Regions from separate parts of the Homo sapiens genome. Here region 2 is linked to region 1. The links are chromatin loops, found by intact Hi-C in ENCODE. Cell type or tissue: Calu3. All regions are shown on one strand. Each heading gives the region's core, and the rest is flanking DNA. Links, peaks and the distances in the headings are about the cores only.

Evidence for each region. Peaks named below come from ENCODE experiments on the same cell type or tissue, not always from the same donor. Only the 100,000 strongest peaks of a DNase experiment are listed, where the experiment ranks them.
Region 2: it touches region 1 in a loop (4-fold over the local background); 3 of 110 quality-filtered maps call a loop at or near these places.

The regions. Positions count from the first base shown.
Region 1 is chr7:28,402,418-28,409,982 of GRCh38, forward strand. It overlaps a transcript of CREB5 not described here. Among named protein-coding and RNA genes, the nearest start is that of CREB5, 6.3 kb to the right of the region's middle. RefSeq lists silencers at 6,493-6,787, 6,756-6,825. In Calu3, for the core only: no CTCF peak of the experiment used is centred there; DNase peaks (open chromatin) are centred at 3,394, 3,974 and 5,474.
Region 2 is chr7:28,570,217-28,577,781 of GRCh38, forward strand. It overlaps CREB5 (cAMP responsive element binding protein 5), which reads left to right. Exons shown (of 11, transcript NM_182898.4): 5 at 149-321. Among named protein-coding and RNA genes, the nearest start is that of CREB5, 160 kb to the left of the region's middle. RefSeq lists silencers at 2,975-3,269, 3,844-3,893. In Calu3, for the core only: no CTCF peak of the experiment used is centred there; DNase peaks (open chromatin) are centred at 2,585 and 3,205.

The DNA.
Region 1 (7,565 bases), core at 1,393-6,392:
GCTGTATACTACAAGGCTACAGTAACCAAAACAGCATGGTACTGGTGCCAAAACAGAGATATAGACAAATGGAACAGAACAGAGCCCTCAGAAATAATACCACACATCTACAACCATCTGATCTTTGACAAACCTGACAAAAACAAGCAATGGGGAAAGGATTCCTTATTTAATAAATGGTGCTGGGAAAACTGGCTGGCCATATGTAGAAAGCTGAAACTGGATCCTTTCCTTACACCTCATACAAAAATTAATTCAAGATGGATTAAAGACTTAAATGTTAGGCCTAAAACCATAAAAACCCTAGAAGAAAACCTAGGCAATACCATTCAGGACATAGGCATGGGCAAGGACTTCATGACTAAAACACCAAAAGCAATGGCAACAAAAGCCAAAATTGACAAATGCGATCTAATTAAACTAAAGAGCTTCTGCACAGCAAAAGAAACTACCATCAGAGTGTATAGGCAATCTACAGCATGGGAGAAAATTTTTACAGTCTAGTTGTCTCTTGTTAAACAACATTTCAAAGTTGATACGCACCTGCACCTCCAATCCAAGAGCATGGCATTTTTGAGTTACACCTGTTAGGATTTCAAGATGTGATTCTGAAAACTAAATCATACTAGGGTTAATAATTATACAACCACTGGTGTAAAAATGCATTTGTATGTCAAGACTGGAAGGGTAAAGTGTGATGGCTTCAACTAGAACATCAGCTTGTATAAAATTGCTCTGTTGCCCACAGACTCAGTGCAGATTTGTTAACCTAAAGGTACCATCTCCTTCAAATACAGCTGGCTTATGCTAAGACTCAAAAACTGGACTCAGGGCCAGTTGGATTGATTCCTCCATCTAACCCACAGAACTTCAATATTACATCTTATATGCAATTTTATGTAACTAATATTTATTGAGCACATTCTAAATGCCAGGCACAGGGCTAAGCACTTGACATGAATTATTTTATTAAATTCTCCCCAAAACCTTACAGGGCATAATAATATCTAAGACTATTTTTTCAGTAACTACTAGTGTCAGACATTGTTTTAAGCATGTTACATATATTAACTCACTGAATCCTTGCAGTATCCTAGGAGATAGATGCTGATATTATCTCCATTTTGTAGATGAAGAATCTGAACTTCAGAGAGGTAAAAAAAAATTGGCCCTGATCACACACCTAGTAAGTGACAAGGCTACGGCTGTCAAATCTCTTGCTGTCTGCTGCCTTTCCTCTCAGCATGTGAGCATGGAGCTGGGGGTCTGGTGGATCCTGTCAATCATATGTCTGTGGGCAGCACCTGACACATAATTTTTGAATCCAGTGCTAACTGAAAATGCAGGGCCTCTTGTTTAAAAGGCAAGGGAAAAGTGCCACCGAAGATAATAAATAGAAAGTTTTTTCTCTCTTGCAAAGTCAGTCTCTTGACTTGTCATGGTATGTTTTATTTGCTATTTAATGTCACTTTAAATAGCAAAAAATTAAAATGTTACATTATTAGCATTAATTTTACTGTTCATCTTTACATCCTGCACTGCTAGTTTTAAATGTAAATATAAGATCACTTAACTTGTATGTGAAATCACTCAAATCCCATAATTTGTATGTCATGGCCCGTACATACATATGTATTTTGTTCTTACCAGAACGTGGATACACTGTACAAAACAAGCTCAACCACCTTTATTTCACTTCTTGATGTGCACACGTTCTGCCAACTCTCTGCTTTCTGTTTACTTGTGATGAGGAAAGATGGAAAAGAAAAAGAACTATGGGCCGCCCTATCTTTCTCTTGCCTTCTATGTCATCATTTTCAGTGTATGTGGTTGCCTAACACAGGGGCCTAATGCAGGTAAGATAGGGTTCTTGGTTGTTTATGTTTCTTGGGATGCCATTGGTTTTTTTTGCATCCCAAGAAAGTTCTGGTTTGAAAGGAAAGCGTGACCTCTCAGGGCTGTCAGCCTCACCTCTCCTCTCCCATCCCACTCAGTCAGAGAGATCATGAATTTACCTTGTATTTGATTTGAGTCTTGCTGGATTTCCATGCACCTTGGGTCCACTGGAATTTGGTGCTCCTGAGGCATCATGAGCAAGAAACAGCAGACATGCCGTGATCACCAACCTCCTCATGCACATGCTCCACCAGGCTTCTTTTATAAAGCATAAGTTCAAAGATAAAATTATTAAGAATTTCAAGATGGTGACAGTGAGCCTTAAACCAAATATGGGACCATTCTGAGCATGAGATGAGGCCCTGTGTGACCAGGTATCACAGGCCATGAAGCCAGTCCTGTCTGTCTGGAATGGCTTTTGATTAACCAGGCACAGAGTTTGCATGGAGGCTGGTGGCTTTTCCTACTCACTGCCAATCTCTGGCTTGTTCTCAACTTTCCTGATTCTTGCATCCTCAAACCAACTTGTGCTCAGGACTACCAAAGTATGGGGTGCCTTCAGGCAGGCACTGGGACAGGCAACAGCAATGTGGGTTCTTTTCTCATCTCTGCCATGCCCCAGCTGTGCAATTCTGGGTAAGTTACTCAGCCTTTCTAAGAGTAAGGTTCCAGCTGCCTCACAGAGTTGTGAAGATTAACAGAGAAAATGCACATAAATCCCTTAGCTCAAGGGTTGGCACAGAGCAAATGCTTGGTAAATGTTAGTTAACAGTGTTGTGGTTTTCACAGTTTTGGATGCATTTTGCAGTTTCATTTATTTGGAAATCTTTATCCCTTCAAATAAGGTAATGAAGAAACCTGGTGAAGACCCATTTTAGAAGGGATGGAAACTTCCCAATGGGACGATAGCTAGATGTTTAACCACAAAATGGGCTTCAGCAGCATCCCTTTCCCCATCACTGTTAATTTAGTTAAGAAAAGCCTAAAATAAAATTTTGGAAGTGGGAAAAGGTCACTCTGAGTGATGTGGGCAGAAGGGATGAGGAGAAGCCTTCTCTAGGGATATGTTCATCTTTTTGGGAAGCTGCTAGAGGATTGGTCTCTTTTCCTTTTTTTGAAACAGGGTCTCACTCTATCATCCATGCTGGAGTGCTGTGGCGCAGTCACTGCTCATCGCAGCCTTGATCCTCCTGGGTTCAAACAATCCTTCCATCTCAGCCTCCTGAGTAGCTGAGACCACAGGTGCACACCACCATGCCTGGCTAATTTTTAAAAACTTTTTGTAGAGACGCTCAGGCTGTCTATGTTGCCCAAGCTGGTCTCGAACTCCCAGGCTCAAGTTATCCTCCCGTCTCAGCCTCCCAAAGAGCTGTGGTTACAGGTGTGAGCCACTGCGCCTGGCCTTGATCTCAAGCATATGAACTTTGGGTCATATTTTTGAGTGTCTCAGGCTGACCTCTTTTCTTCTCCGTCATCAGCTTCCTCCTGGATCCCTGCCCATCTATGAATTCATTAAACTAGAGTCACTCAAAGGATGTGTGTGTGGTGGTGGTAGGTGGGGAGTTCCCCAGACGCTTGCATCAGAATCACAAATGCAGAATCCTGGACCCAATGCCAAACCTTGGAACTAAAATCCCTGGGGACGTCTGACTCAAGAAACTGACTTTAATAAGTTGCCTGGGTGTTTTTTGCTTACTCCACTAAGTTTGAGAAGTTCTTTGGGAGCCTAGGAGCTGGGAAGAAAGAGACCATTTTTTGTTTTCTGACTTCAGCACTGGGCAGATCTGCTAATGTTTGCCGAATGTTGGAGAAATGACTGAACCCAAAGTACAGAGCTAAAGAATTTCTTCCCATCTGAGGCCTCTTGGGATGGTTTTATTCAGGCCTGATTAAGCACTAGTAAGGCTGTAAATGTCTTAAAATACTAAAATTCTTCCATGGGAGTTGGTAAATACCTAGTGCTTCCCCACTGGCCCAGCTGCCTAGTCCTCTCCCTTCCACTGCCCAGGATCCAGCAACTAAAGGTCTCCCAGGGGTCTCATCTATTCTCATTGGTCACTGCAGGTGCCAGTCAGCTCTGCATAGGTCCAACCTCTCTGCCACCGCCAATGGTACCTCGGGGGTTGGCTGTGTCCAGCCTATACTCCTGTTCTGTGGAGGGAAATGGGATGAGCATCGGGAGAATCTTGGGTGGGTGGTACCCCAGCCAGTTTACCTTGGTTCTGGTGTAAGCGCCCCTGTCTCCACACGTCTGACAGGCCACAATGGATGGAGTCCTGGTGGGTGAGAGGGCATTCCTAGTGGTGGTGCTGGCACCCCAGGGGGCAAATGCCCCAGGCCATGGCCACCGCCAGTGGAGGCACCCTTAGAGATGCTCTTGCATAGCTGCTCTCAGCAACTGCAGCCTCCATGAAACTCTGGCTCTGAGAAATCCTGGGAGAGACTGAGTGAGCATGAGGCAGAAATGTGAGTCCACAAACACAGGGGCTCTGCCAGCGCATTTGACAGATGAGAGGGCTGCTTGGTCCAGATGACACATGCAGAAGGCAATGTGGGGCTGGGGGAATTATGGGGTAAAGGTTCCCTTTTCATTTATTTAGTTAAGTTTGTAAAAAAAAAAAAATCACCAAATGCCCACCTATCACAGCATTAGCCAAAATACCTTTATTAATAAAAAGAGAGTGAGTGCTTCCATAGTACTTGCCCTGTGCCAAACACAATTCTTTTTTTTCTTTTTTCCTTTTATTTTTTTTGAGACAGAGTTTCGCTCTTGTCACCCAGGTTGGAGTGCAATGGTGTGATCTCAGCTCACTGCAACCTCCGCCTCCCAGATTCAAGCGATTCTCCTGCCTCAGCCTCTCGAGTAGCTGAGATTACAGGCACCCACCACCACACCCAGCTAATTTTTGTATTTTCAGTAGAGACGGGCGTTTCACCATGTTGGTCAGGCTGGTCTCGAACTCCTGACCTCAGGTGATCCACCTGCCTCGGCCTCCCAAAGTGCTGGGATTACAGGTGTGAACCACCGTGCCCGGCCCCAAGCACAATTCTTAACTCAAGTAATAAAATTCTTAACTCGAGTCGCTGTAGTTATCATCACCATCCTCATTCATAGTTGAGGCAACTGAGAACCAGGCGTCAAGTAGCAGAGCTAAAATTTGAATTCAGGCAGGCTGACACTAGAATCTACACTAATAAATACCTCTTCTTTTCTTCAGTTTACATTTAGAAATGATTTGTGTGTGTGTGTGAGATCTGGAATATGTAAAAATCTCAGTCTGTAATATGACAGCTAGAAACCTTTTGCATGAAATTGCAATGATTTTATTTCTACAATAAGTAGAAAACTCAGTGATGAACTCTGAATAAGGCTGTGAGGATCAAACAGTCATCAGTCCCTGTGGTTTCAAGGAACACTAAAGGGCAAGGGGCCACTTAAACACTTAAAAACAGAAACAACATGCTAAGCTCTTCCATTTAGTATGTCAAAACCAGCTCAGAAGTATGTGACAATCCAGGCAATGTATTACAGTTTCTAGCCAGTCCAGTCATGATTCTCTGGCAAACTGCACCGTCATGGTTGTGATGCATTGGGATGAGAGGTACTATATAAATGTCAGATGTTACATAAATGTCAGAAATGATTATTGTTTATTAACGAGGGCTAAACTGTTTCTAAGCAAAGCTCCATCTCCCAGCCAATGTGTTCTTAGCAGAGGTTCCAACCACCAATAACCCACAAGAAGGGAATGCTTACCCCTGGCTCTATGAAGGAGCCCAGTTGGGATCTGGGCTTGAAAACAGGGATTGAGTTGGGCCCAGTGCCACCCCTTGCTCATCAAGTGATCTCAGGCCAGCCCCCAACCTTCTGGTGTCTGCCTTAGCTCACCTGTAGAATGGGAATAATTATAATACCTGTCCTACTTCTGGTACCCGGGTTGGTGTGAGAAACAAGGGAAATCACGTGGTCGCAAGCGCTTTGTAAGGTGTGAGGGGCTGCGAGGTTGGCATTGGTCGTCTAGAATCGGGCTGGATTTAGCCTATGCCTTCTCTTTGAATCCTACTCAAAGGGAGAACTTCTGAAAGGAAATTCAGCAGGGGGATGGTGACAGTGATGGTGACGGCCGGATACTGGAGACGCCAGGCTCCTCTCGCTGCAGACCAGGCGCCCGGATCCTGCAGTCTGGCCCTGGCTCTGCCGCTCCCCAGCCCGTGAGCTTGGGCCAGTTACCGAAGAGGCTCTGGAAGTGACAGCCAAGGGCCCTTTCGGCTCTGACGCCGTGTCTAAATCAGGCTCATCACTTGGCTCTAGCTGTGATTCACCTTTCGCCTTAGGAGCAACTCTCCCTACAGCTTCTCAGACGCATGAAGCAGGGGTCCCGCGAAGGGTGGGGCTGTGTATTTCATGAGAGTGTGCACCATAAGGAAGTTATTCTCCTGGAGGAGGTGAGATGAGGGGGCGGTGAAGAAGGGGTGACAAGTGAGTGCTCTGAAAAGCCAGGATGCAGGGAGCACTGAAATGAGGTCATGACTGTCGCAAGCAAAAAGGAGCTGGACATCCTCCGGTGGGGGAGGGAGGAGCGTCCTGCATTTCTGTTTGCAAAGTCTTTTCCCACATCCTTCAGCATCCCCCTCCCCACCTCTCCCCTACCCCCATCCCTACACCTTTCAAACCCCATCAGGCCCTCCCCGCAGAAGAGCCCACGCCCGCGCCTCCTCCGTGGTCTTGTCTGAAACCATAAGGATTGTTTCCAAGCTGACTCACACCACTAATGTCAGGGAGCCGTGTCACACGGCGCTGGGCTCTGCAAGCTGTTGCTTGCGCAGTCGCCCCCGCCGCTGCCGCTCCCGGGCGGGTGCACCAGGGTCCGCGCGGGCGGGGCGGGGTCGGGGCGGGACCGGGGCGGGGCCTGCCCCCTCGACGCGCCGGCCCCGCCCCTCGCTCCGTCCCTCCCCAGCGGACCGCAATGATTTAGAAGTTCAGGAATCCCACGTGACGTCACCGGGGGGGTGATGTAATGCACTCTAAATAGAATGTATTGTAATCTTTGCTCAGTCCAACGTGGTCCCTTCACCCGGGCTCCGCTCTTGCCTTCTCCACACTTGTTTGGTAAGTTCCTAAAAATACGGCTCGGCCACTTCTGGGGCTTTTGCATTTAGCCACTTTTGTTGCACTTGCCGCAGGAGCCATCTCGGGAGTGTACTTGTTTGCAGGGGTTGGTTCTCGGCAGCAGCCGCGAGGTTACTTGGTCCAGTGGGCAGGTCACAGGGCAAGGAGTAGGGAAGATGCGATGCATTTTTTTCTGGAGGGTGATCTGTGTTTGTAAACATTTTGGCGGACCAGAGGGAAGTCCGGCCCCGAGTGCTGGTAGACTGTGGAATTCGGCTGTGTCCTGAGGCCACCCTAGAGACCCCGCGCCGCGTGAGTGCCGGAGCGCTCGGTGGCCGCCGCGCCGCGCGCCTGGAGGGATGCTAACGTGGAGCCGGCGCCGAGTCCGCCCGGCGTGCGTGCGTGTGTGGGAGCGCGCGAGTCCCCTGACGCGGGGACCAGTTATGAATCGGGGGTGTGTGTTTGCCTCCAGAGACCTGGCAAGGTGCGGAGCCCTCCAGAAGTGCGGTCAAGCGGCAGCGGAGACGGCGAGCCAGGAACCTCCCCCCGCGTCCCCAGC
Region 2 (7,565 bases), core at 1,297-6,296, 170 kb after region 1:
CAAGATGAATGGGCCTATGGCTTGCCGGAAGCCATAACTCTCTATGTAGTTGACATGACTAGATTCCCAGTTTTGGCCTTTGAGAGCTTGAGAGTAGAATAAAAACATTGACTCCTCCTGACCTTTCCCCTGTGTCTTCTCTGGGCAGAATATCTCGATGCATAATGCAGTTGGTGGGGCCATGACGGGGCCCGGAACTCACCAGCTTAGCAGCGCTCGGCTGCCCAACCATGACACCAACGTTGTGATTCAGCAAGCCATGCCGTCGCCTCAGTCCAGCTCTGTCATCACTCAGGCACCTTCCACCAACCGCCAGATCGGGTAAGGAGCCCTCCTTGGCTGCCCCTGGGTCCTGGCTGGAACTCAGGAAATGTCCTGGACTTCCTCCTGGTTTCTGGTGCTCAGATTGGTTGGTTTTTCTGGCTGTCATGATATTGCCTAGAGCTCAGAGTGATGCTTTTGATGGGAGAAGGGAGGAGTCTCTGCTTGGTAGAAGCTGTTTTGATCTTGGACTTTGGGTGGTAGGGGTAGGGTGGGGAGCAAGTCATTCTGTGTCATCATTTCTTCAGACAAGATTTATGAACTTTAAGATGACTGTGGGAAAACCCATGGTTGTTATGGAGACCAGAGTATAGTGCGCAGAACAAACATGGTGGAGGGAAGTTCTACCAGCTCAGCCTTGTCTCCAACAGAGTGTGCCCTTCCCTTCCTGGGAGCTGCCACACTCATCACCTCATCTTCTGTGTACAGCAATCCCTCCCTGTCCGTGAGAGATAAATTCCAAGCTGCCCAATGGATACCTGAAAGTGCAGATAGTACCAAACCCTGTGTGTGATATGTGTTTTCCATCTGATAACTGAGATAGCTATTAAGTGACTACTGGGTGGGGCGTGTCCACAATGTGGACACGGTGGACAGGAGGGATGATTCACATCCTGGGGGGCATAGCTTGGGACAGCATGAAGTTTCATCATGCTACTCAGAATGGTGAGCAGTTTAAAACTTGTGAATTGTTTATTTCTGGAATTTTCCTTTTAATATTTTTGGACCACGATTAACTGAAACTGTAGAAAGCAAAACCACGGATAAGGGGGACCACCATATTTCCACAGTCGTCCCGCCCTCTGCTTATTCTTCCCTGCTTCTCCTTCTTGTAACTGCCTCCTTACTAGCCCTCTCCTTCCTGTTACTGCCTCCTTATTAGCCCTCTCCTTCCTCTACATTGGTCCATGCTGATTTCTGGAGTAGACAAAGCAAAGAAAGCAGGCCCCTCTCTCTCATTTATGCAAATGGTCAATACTGAGGCATTGAGGAAAAATTGGTAGAAAGATCCTGTCATTGAACACCAGATACTCCATGTCATGTGATGGAAAGAGCTTTCCCTTCTGGGTATCCTGTGTTAGCTCTAGCCCCTCGCAATGTGCCAAGTGTGGTCTGAGGATCCGCAGCGTGGGCATTTCCAGGGAGCTTCTCAGAAACGCAGAATCTCTGGCCCAGCTTCCTTATCCCCAGAATGAGGATGGTGTCTGCTCTTTCCAGCCTCATGAGAGTAAAGATGAAATAAAAGATTTAAGAGCACATGGGTTCTTAGGAAGAAAAGGTAATAACTTTAAGCCAAAGAGCTGTGATACAGTTCTGTTGCTGGTCGCTGAGAACTGGCTGCTCTATGCTTCCAGAATTCTGTTTAAAATGAGAAGGGGCGCTTGCTGTGTTTGGTATGTGCATCAACATTCTGTTTGAATTTTCAGTCAAATATTGGAAGTGATAATTAAAAACTTAGAAACTGCTCCACAATTTGTCAGTAGGTCTTTTCCCTCTTGTTTTTCGGTGTTATAAGAATTCCAGACCTGCAGGGAACACTGGCTTATTCCTCCCTAGGATATTCCAGAAGGGGCACCTTGTCTCACATTTTCAACTTACCAGGAATGGCTGTGATACGTTAAGACCCACCTTAAGAAATGAGAGTAATGGGTAATGGGTAATGACCATTTTGTGAGTTTGCTGTGGGTGCGTTTGGTTTTCTATTCAAGAAACAGAACATTAACCTGGCCCTTCGAATGCTCGGCTTTGTTGAAAGGAGTCAATGCTAGGTTGGTAAGTGTCTCTGCTAAAGATTTCTTTTCTTCTCAAATGACCATGAGAGCAAATGTTGCTGCTATCTAAATCAAGAACCCATAGAGTGCTAAGAGGGTGGAGTAGATTCATTAAAGACAGCATCTAAATCTCCAGGGACTTCTCTCAAGTGGCTTGGCTTTCAGCAGACAATTCACAGTTATGCCAGCTAATTATAATTATTTTATTTTTCTTTCAAGGGGAAAAAACATAAAATGTGCTAGAGTTTACTAGCAGTTTTACAGCATTCCTTCCCCCCTGGAGTTCTCCTGCCTCCCTCTCCCTGCCACCCCCCACCAACTACCCTTTTGGAGGCCCTTAGTATTCAGCCATTGTTAGCACAAAGCTGGTCTTTATGAAACAGTCTTTTGAGGGCTAGCAATAAAGTTTAAGATGAGTGCTGACTCTGTTGATAATTTACCCAGCTGGCCCAGGACTGTACATTTGGGTGACATTTGTAGGCTGTGTCACCATGCCTGGATGGAGGCGGGTGTTTCTGTGGTATGGACGCCTTTTGGACACACTCCATCTTCCCATTTATTCTCCAGCCTGGGGTGTTGTGTGTCGCTCCTGGTGTGTTCTAGGAGATAATTGTCACTTTTAGGACTCTGTCTCATTGCCAAGCCCGAGGGAGGCTATTTCTTTTATTCAGATTCCTCCCTGGTGTGTTTGCCATGTTGATTCAAACCCACACATCTTGTCGTTTCCATTTTTCTCCATCCAAAACCTTGCCCGGATGATCCTGGAGACTCAGCAAGAAATAACCCAACCCATCTCACCAGTGGATTCAGTATGAAACTCTAGGTGGTAACATTTGGGGACGGTTGACTCTTTTATTTCTCTCAGGAAAGAGGAAATGAGTACTTATTTGAAAACACGAGTTCCCTCTGGAGACTGTGTCTTTAAATGAGCATTTGAAATTGCAGATAGCTTTTTTTTTACTTTATTTTTTTTGAGGCTGCACAGAACCATATTGTAGTAATATTCTGATTTTTATCACAACCTCAAATATTTAAGTGTCAAAATCTGGCCAAGCCACCTGCAAATGTTTGCCATGGCTACTGGCCAAGAAAAACAGCAAACAGCAATGAAAGTCTTCATTCAGGCTCAGTGCTTAAGCTGCATCCAGCCAGAAAGGCTGGGACCCACCTGTGCCCACGCATAGTGCTCTTGTGCTGCGGCCAGCGGGTGTGTTCATGGCTGAGACTTTGTGGGAGAAGGGGCCACCTGGCTCCTGCTCCCCCCTCTTCCCTTCCCTTCTATCAGTGCTTGGCTGCTGCAGGCAACCCCAAGTTTTCGCTCTTCTCTGTCTCCCTCTTTTCACAGTACAAAATTTAAGCTTGGAGGCTTGAATGTATTGAGAGAGCTATCAACATAAAGGACTTGAAAATGGGAGTAGTGCCAGTTATCAGGGAGGACTTTGGGGACAAAGGGTAGGCATCCTCATAAGCATTTGATTTTCATGCTTTTTGAACAGGCACTGAGCCAAACCAGACCAAAATGAGTGCAAATGCAAAAATCCAAAGAAGTAATGTTAAAAGGAAGTAGACAAACAACACGTGCAACTTCCATTCCATACCACAGCAATCCATACCATGCCCTGCGCTCAATTCTGTGAAAGTAGTGCCATTACCTCAATAGAAACCAGAGGTAAATATAAATATCTCAAATTGCTCTTGTGTGGTTGGGCAGACTAGAAAAACACACAGCTATGGAGAGTGTGGGAGGCATCCCCAAACTAGTGACTACTTGTGCTTAGTCAAACTGGCAGACGCTCTGCCGGGAAGAGTGTCTTTGGCTGATTGATGGTAGCGTTTTCAGAGATAAGTTTCCCAGATGGAAAAAAAGAGTGAGCCATGGGCTGTGGGGAAGACAAGTGAGACAGAAAACAAGCATGTATTAAATAGAGATAAAATCGATCCAGCCTTGAACCAAATATGTGGCAGAATCCAAACAGTATCTCTCCTCCAGTCATTTTTATTAGCTATCATGTAACAGGCTCATTAATTCAGGATCAAGTCAGCAAAGCCTGGGAAAATGGCAGAAGGGTAGGTAGCACTACTGGAAGTTAACACACTCTCTCTGTCTCTTTGTTTCTTATCATCTAAGACATTTTTGTAGGAGTCAATAATCCGTTGAGTAGATGGCTATAATCTTAATAGATCCCAGCTTTCTTAACTAAGTTGATTCTTCTTTATGGATAAGTGATAGTATATAATTTACACTCAGTAATTCTTCAGGAGAGCAATGAAGATAATATGGAATTTGGAGTTCTACAAGAATGGATATCAGTACAGAGCTCTGACGGGTTATGGGAGACGCTTCCAAAATATTCTACATATTTTTTTCTTACCTTTTACTTCTTTGTAGGGCACTGGCCAAATATATCTAACATTAGAATATACAAATGTGGAGTATTCTGGTTAAGAGAATGAATTGGCCAGCTGCATCAGGAAACTCAGAAATATGTTCAACAGAATGCATATATGAAGACATTTACGTAAAAAAACCCTCCCTGATTTTACACCAATTTTAATCCTGGAACATATATTTCCACATGATGCGTAACTTAGGCATTTGGTTATAAACCCTATTTGCATGGGGCTGTAGCTAGACAACAGAGACATAAAACTTAGCCAGAAATTTATATAAAATATCATAGAAGAAAATCTTGTTTTATGTAAAGATGAAAAGGTGCCAAGACTTATAAATTGTACCTCCTCTTACCTTTTCTGTGCCTCTTTATCCCTTTTCTCTTTGCAATCCCAGATGCTATGTGTCATGCAGAATATTAGATGTAGTTCAATGGACATGGCTGAGGAAAACAAACAAGCAAACAAAGAAAAATAATAATAAAAAGAAAAGCTGATTACATCTCAAAATTTGTTGGTGGCAGAAGCAATGCTACGAGTCATGTGGCTTTGCTGTGTGAGTTCACGTTCCTGCCCAGTGTTCCCTCAAGATGGGAATGTTAATACATTTGAGGGTTTTGTGTCATTGTTGCTGGGGGTGGGGAAAGAACAGTAGAGAAGTGGGTAAATGATGCCATCACTGAAGGTCATGGCTTAAAGAAGACCTAAATGACAAAGCAGCTTACAGGTTAAGAATGTGTTTGCCCTGTCAATGCATATGCGTATGAATCTATTTTTAAGAGCTTCCTAAAGCTCCTCAAACCAAAGTGAGCATGAGTAAGACTGTCGCTATCTACCACAGGCTAATGCTGGGGATATTCAGGCCAGCCTCCTTCCTGCTGGAGACAGCGGGGCAGCAGGTCCCGGCTTGTCACTGGTCCTCAGCCCTTAGCCAGGACAACTTGAAGCCCCTTTGAGTAATGCAGACCAGAAGTCATTATTTCCTGCTTTGTGTTTTGCTGAATATCACGGCTATGAACATAGCTTTATTGTTGGAAAGTTGCTGTATCTTTCACAGCCCCGAGAACATTTACGAGGGCCCTTCTGGGGGATGCTTTCTGGGAGGGTTGACAGACTTAACCATATGGCTCCCGTTAAATCCCATGCAGAGCCTTGAGAAATTACCTCTGACAAGGGGGCCGGCAGCCTTCCACTCACGGGGTTTTATGTGTGGAACGAAACATAAAGTACTGATACTTGAGGAAATATAATGTTTCTTAACATTCAAAAGTTGTAACACCACATGGTATTGTGGTCAGATGAAGGGGGTAGAGCCAGAACATGGGAGCAAATGGCTGGGTATTCTGAGAGGCAGAAAAATACCCCAGCTCTCGTCTTCGAATCTGGTCCTTGCCTCTGATTCTTCAGGCAAGCATTGTGTCTTAGTGTCATCTCAGCTTCCCACCTGGAACACAGCAAGCCTGCTCTACTCGGGAGAGAAAATCAGAGGTAACTCCCCAATGGCTCAAGCCCTTCGTTAGAAAGGGCCTTGATACTGACACTGAAGAAGAGAAAGGAAGCTAATATTTATTCAGGATCTACTACGTGTCAGGCATTGAGCTAGCTTTGCATGTTATTTCCTGTAATTCTTCAATAGCTCAGAGAGGTAGCTGTTATTTACCCCAATATTATTGCTCCAAGAAGAAAAGTAACTTGTCCAAAGTCACCCAGCCAGGGAGATAAACAGAGTTTTGAATATGGGTCTATTGGACTCAAAAGCACATGTTTCCCCATGCTCCTGACCGTGGCAATACCAGTGCCGTGGAAGACCCATGACTGTGCCTGAGACTGGCAGAATCATCTACAGGAGTTAGCTAATGCTCAGTCTATCTGTTTACAGTGTCAAACACTTCATCCCCTCATGTGTAAGAAAACTATAGCATCACAGAGAAGTGATGGCCCTGTCTCCAACATTTGGTTGCTCTATATTTGGCTTCTTAGCTTGCAGGAAGACCACTATTCCCTGCCCAAATGCAATTCAACTTCCAGATTTGTTCCATTTCCTGAGGGGACAGTTGGCTTTGCCTGTGAGCTTTTCTTGGAGGAAGACTTCATTTCTGGAACTTCTACACAGAACCTGGCCCTCAGAGTTCCTGAAGCTTCCATGTAAGTGTCTCAGTGTGCATTTCCTCCCTCCTATTTTTGGAAAAGATAGGCACAAATGAGGGACTACTTCTACAGCAACCAGCCTGGAATCATTCTTTCTGTGCTTACAGTAAATCTAGACATTTGTTCTTTTGTGCAGCATATTGAAAAGATATGCCTGGAATACAAGAGCTTGCTTGGAGCAAAACCATGGCAAGTCAGAGGGGAGTCAAGGAAAAGCATTGTCATGGGTTCAGAGTTCATGGATTTTAGACATTCAGGCTCTGCCATTTAAAACATTTGCCACCTTGGCTAAGCGCTCAGCTTCCCCAGGCCTGGTTTCCTTTACCTACATATAAAGGGGTTAGCCAATTAATTGAGTCAGTCTCAGCTCCAGAATTCTCATTCACTGCCTCTTTTCTGTCTCAAATTTATTCTCTCTTTTGGTTGTTTTCTTCCAGGAGCCAAGTTTGGCAGAAGCTCTAGATTATCTGACCTCCTAGATATGTTCACATAGCCCAGAGAGTGAGAACAGAATAGGGTTTGGGAAGAGAAGCCCACGGCAGTAAAAGGGAGGGGTCCTAACATATGAAGTCAGAGACACTTGACTTCTAGGCTCAACTCCTAGGTGAATAACAGCAACCTCTTCTCTTTGTCAGGTGCTGTTTACAAGGCACATCTCTACTAGTTTGGCATGCATGATTCTGTTACCCAGGAATTAATACACCCATTTTGCAGTTGAGTAAAGTAAGGTTCAGAGATTAAGTGACTTGCCCCAGGTCATAGTGATAATGGCCAGAGCCAGAACTCGAATCCAGACCACCTACTCCATGCACTATCCCACAGTTCCCAAGAAACTTAACTTTCCCAGGTTTAAGTTTTTTCACCTTTAAAATTGGGGGGTGGGGTACCACTAGAAAATTCTTGAAGTTCTTTTCAGCACTAAAATGTTAATTA